2 separate regions of the Homo sapiens genome follow, and region 2 is linked to region 1. A link is an interaction called in ENCODE POLR2A ChIA-PET data of the cell type or tissue named here. Cell type or tissue: HepG2. All regions are shown on one strand.

Region 1 (2,500 bases):
ACTCAGAATCTTTTTATTTTTCTGAGACGGAGTTTTCACTCTTGCTGCCCAGGCTGGAGGGCAATGGCGCCAACTCGGCTCACTGCAACCTCTGCCTCCTGGGTTCAACCAATTCTCCTGTCTCAGCCTCTCAAGTAGATAGGATTACAGGCATGCACCACCATGTCTGGCTACTTTTCTGTATTTAGTAGAGGGGGTTTCACCATGTTGGTCAGGCTGGTCTTGAACTGCTGACCTCAGGTGATCCACCTGCCTCGGTTAGGATCCCAAAGTGCTGGGATTACAGGCGTGAGGCACCACGCCCAGCCCTCAGTCTCTTTCTTTTCACTCTCCATCCAGGATTCTACAAGGCAATGATCTGAGTGTGTCTGCTCTGCTGACCCAAACATCCTCTAGGGTGCACTGTCCCACTGACAGATGGGCATGAGGGGCTGCAGAAAGTCAGCCAACTCATTTGGCTCTTAAACCTAAGTCACGTTCTACAATATAGGTTTTATCAAAAACAAAGGCAACTCCTTTGAAAGTTAAACACAGAGTTACCATAAAACCCAGCAATTATAAGCATATACATCTCCAAGAGAATTTAAATGTTCCTACAAAAACATGCACACAAATGATCATTTGCACACAAATGTGCAGCACTACTCATAAAGCCAGTAAGTGAAAATAACCCAAATGTTTGTCAACTAATGAACAGATAAACAAAGTATGGTTTATCTAAGTAACAGCCATAAAATATACAATGCAACTTTATTCAGCCATAAAAAGGAATGAAGTACTTTTACATGCTACCACATAAATGAACCTTGAAAGCCTCATGCTAAGTGAAAACGACACAAAAGACCACATGCTGTATGATTCCATTTATACGAAATGTCCAGAACTGGCAAATCTATAGAAATGAAAAGTAGATTGGTGGTTGCCAGGAGATGGGGGAAGAGAGGAAGATTGCAGATGGGAAGTGACTGCTAGGAGGTTTCTTTTTAGAGTGATGAAAATGGCCTAATTGATAGTGGTAATGGTTGCACAACTTTGTGAATACATTAAAAACTACTGAATTGTACACTTTAAAATGGTGAACTTCACAGTATGTGATTTTTACCTGAATAAAAAGCTAATTTTTTTAAAGGTACTGTCTTGCTTCTTCATCTGTAGGTTCTTATTTCTCAATCAGCTCAAAACTCAGGCAAGGGAAAATGATCTCATACTAAACTGTCCAAACACCAACACCCTTAGTACCTCCAATAAGTTACCATTTACTATCAAATTCTAACTTCTAGTTATCTTTCCAATCTGCTCTAGCTTCAATGCTTTAGTTCCAGTGTTATTCATTTTTCCTCTAGATTACCGTCCTTAAATGACGTCCTGAACCCTAGCCTTGTTGACTGAAAGAACAAACATATATCAGTCTTCTCCCTACCCAGGCAACTGAACAGCAACAGGGAAATCTCACAAAAGAAGGCTAAGGTTCACATTGAAGTCAGGAAATTTCAAAGTCCTCCAAGTCACAAACAAATCTCTGTGGCATCAACTGTAGTTGAACAACTATATTAACTCATTCAGTTACATCCATAATTTATTTACATGGTTTTATTTGGTGCCTACAGCATAAATCTCCAAATCTTTTGAAAACTAATATGTATCAAGAAAGAGTAGAATGACACAACCAGAATGAGTACTAAAAGCCAGGCATTAGCTAATGAGTATGCTGCAATACAAGCTATTTACTGTATTATATTCCATTACCAACAGAAAAGCATGGAATTTCTTTTAACATAAGCAGTATTCAAGTGTACATTAAACTGAGTTACAAACTATCCACATTTAGGAAGCAGCCATCGCAACACACTAACAGTTGTATAATAACATATTATCTGGGGGCATGGAGTGAAATAGAACTAAGTATTTTGAAAAAGCTCTGAATAAGTTCGTTTTGTTTTTAAGAGACAGAGTCTTGCTTTGTTGCCCAGGCTGGAGTACAGTGGCCAGATGATAGCTCACTGCAGCCTCGAACTTCTGAGCTCAAGCAAACCTCTTGCTTCAGCCTTCCTAGTACCTGGGACCACAGGTGCACACCACTGCATTGGGCCTTTTTTTTTTTTTTTTCTGTAGAAACAAGGTCTTGCTGTGTTGTCCAAACTGATGTCAAACTCCTGGCCTCAAATGATCCTCTCACCTCAGCCTCCCAAAGCACTGGGATTACAGGCATGAGTCATCACACCCAGCTCGAAATACTTACGAGCTCTCTCCCCTCTCCCACCTACACAGAAATGCAATGCTTTATAATTTACAAAAAACTTACTACCATTCATGACCTTGTAGCTGAAGACTCAAGACTGGAATCCCAACTATTGACAGTTACTGTGTGACCTTGGATATGTTAACTTCCCTAAGGCTTAATTTCCTCCTTCATAAGAATGGAAAAATGCAGTAAATGCCTCAGTTACTATGACAGTAGCTTGAGTGAAAGCATTAGTGTAACACCAGACAAAGGTAAGAA
Region 2 (2,500 bases), 410 kb after region 1:
AAATGCTCCCAAGCTGATGGCTGAGTGTGGCAGGGATTCTAAAACAGGCCTTTTCCTGGGAGACATGGGACTGACAGCCGACTATGCCTCAAGGTCTCCCCTGATGCTCATGCCAAGCTTTCCTTAGACTTATGTAGTGATCTAGGATGCTTCCACCCAGCATCCTGGGCCAGGCTGGCATCACTGTGGGATGGCTCTCCCAGCTGCCTCTCCATTTTCTCTCACAAATATTTCCCTAATAAAATTCTTACATATTTAATCCCACTAGGGGGTCTACTGTTTGGAGGACCCAGACTATCATAAAAAGCATCATTTAAAAAGTAGGAAGGTGAGGGCTGGGCATGGTGGCTCACACCTGTAATCCCAGCAATTTGGGAGGCTGGGGCAGGCAGATCACTTGAGGTCAGAAGTTTGAGACCAGCCTGGCCAACATGGTGAAAACCCATCTCTACTAAAAATAGAAAAATTAGCTGGGCGTGGTGGTGCACACCTGTAGTTCCAGCTACTCGGGAGGCTGAGGTAGGAGAATCGCTTGAACCTGGGAGGCAGAGGTTGCAGTGAGCTGAGATGGAGCAACTGCGCTCCAGCCTGGGCGACAAAGCAAGACACTGTCTCAAAAAAAGATAAATAAATAAAAATTAAAAAATAAAAAGAAGGTGAGAGGATTCTGGGAAAATCCTGGATGAGTAGGAAGCAACAGCATTTTGCCCTGCCCCCACAACACGGACAATAAGTACACTGACAATCTGTTTGATGTAATTATTTTGGAGTCTGTTGAAGTCTTGCAACTTCCAGAGGAGGCTTGGATGTGAAATTGCAGTTAATTCCAATCCATTTCAACTCCCAGCTCAGCTGCAGCTACCTATCCCCTTCTCCCCTAACCCCATGGCAGGAAGCTGTGCATGTGTTCCAGGAGGAGCCTGCAAACAGTTTGCAGGAGCCAGGGTGGACAATAAAGACCAAGTCCTCCAAGTATCAGGGAACTGTGTTCTCATCACTGATTAATGTTAATGATTAACTGTGTTCTCATCACTGATCAAGGAGGTGCAGACACAGAGGTGAGCAGCTGCTGTTGTACCTCTCCTGCTATGCAAACCCCTCCCCTCCAGCTGAAGCGGCTTCCAGGGAATTGAAAGGGACTTCTTATAATCTGGGTCCTTCCCCTTTCATTATCTTTTCCCCTCTTGGGATCCAGACATTAAAGACTAAAAACTCAAAAAGCATATACAGGGGAAATTAGAAAGTCACTGCACATCCCAGGGAAGAGTTCAGGGTGCCAAAAGACCTGGAAACACCTGAAGTTAAACCTCATGCTGATCTTTGATATACAGACAGCCAAAAGCAATACAAACAAACCAAAACCAGCAAACCCTGGGCAAGGGGGAGAATCTGATTTCCAGAGTTAACAACATTATTAGACTCAAATGTTCAGTTTTCAATAAAAAAGATCATAAGGATACAAAAAAAATGGGAAAGTTTGAACCATTGAAAGGAAAAAATAAACCAACAAAAACCATCCTTGAGAAAGACCACATAACCGATTTACTAGATAAAGACTTTATAATAACTGTCTTAAAGATGCTCAAAGAACTAAAAGAAATACATGGAGAAAGTCAAGAAAACAAAGTATGAAAAAAATGGAAATATCAAATAGAGATAGAAAACCAAAAAACAGGCTGGGTGCCGTGGCTTACACCTGTAATCCCAGGATTTTGGGAGGCCGAGGCGGGCGGATCAAGTGAGGTCAGCAGTTCAAGACCAGCCTGACCAACATGGAGAAACCCCGTCTCTACTAAAAATACAAAATTAGCCGGGCCTGGTGGTGCATGCCTGTAATCCCAGCTACTTGGGAGGCTGAGGCAGGAGAATCACTTAAACGCAGGAGGCGGAGGTTGTGGTGAGCCAAGATTGCGCCATTGCACTCTAGCCTGAGCAAAAAAGGGCAAAAACTCCATCTCAAAAAAAAAAAAAAAAAATCTGGAGCTGAAAAGTACAATAACTGAAATAAAAAACTGACTAGCATCTGGGCATGTTGGCTCATGCCTGTAATTGGAGCACTTTGAGAGACCAAGGCAGGAGAGTCATGTGAGCCCAGAAGTTTGAGACCAGCCTGGGCAATGGAGAGAGACCTCATCTCTACAGAAAGAAAAAAGAAAAAAAATTGACTAGAGAAATTCAAAGGCAGACTTGAGCAGGCAGAAGAAAAAAAGCAGATAATTTGCAGAGAGGACAGTTATTAAGTCTGAGGAACAGAAAGAAAAAAAACTGAAGAGAAGTGAACAGAGCCCAAGGGACCTATGGGACACCTTCAAGCAAACCACAATAGATAGTGAGAACTCCAGAAGGAGAAGAAAAAGAATCAATGCCACTGCACTCCAGCCTGGGTGACAGAGCGAAGCTCCATCCCCCATTAAAAAAAAAAAAAAAAAAAAAAAAAAAAACAAGAAAAAAAGAAAGAAAAACAAAGGGGCAGAGAAAATATTTGAAGAAATAGCCAAAA

Evidence for each region. Peaks named below come from ENCODE experiments on the same cell type or tissue, not always from the same donor. Only the 100,000 strongest peaks of a DNase experiment are listed, where the experiment ranks them.
Region 2: POLR2A ChIA-PET joins it to region 1 with 8 read pairs; 1 of 35 experiments calls an interaction of 5 or more read pairs at or near these places.

Annotation. Positions count from the first base shown.
Region 1 is chr1:42,314,244-42,316,743 of GRCh38, forward strand. All of the region lies in intron 1 of FOXJ3 (forkhead box J3), which reads right to left. Among named protein-coding and RNA genes, the nearest start is that of FOXJ3, 20 kb to the right of the region's middle. In HepG2, a CTCF peak has its summit at 401; DNase peaks (open chromatin) are centred at 408 and 1,418; H3K4me3 peaks cover 232 bases.
Region 2 is chr1:42,720,081-42,722,580 of GRCh38, forward strand. No RefSeq gene overlaps it. Among named protein-coding and RNA genes, the nearest start is that of CLDN19, 19 kb to the right of the region's middle. In HepG2, no CTCF peak of the experiment used is centred here; a DNase peak (open chromatin) is centred at 1,011.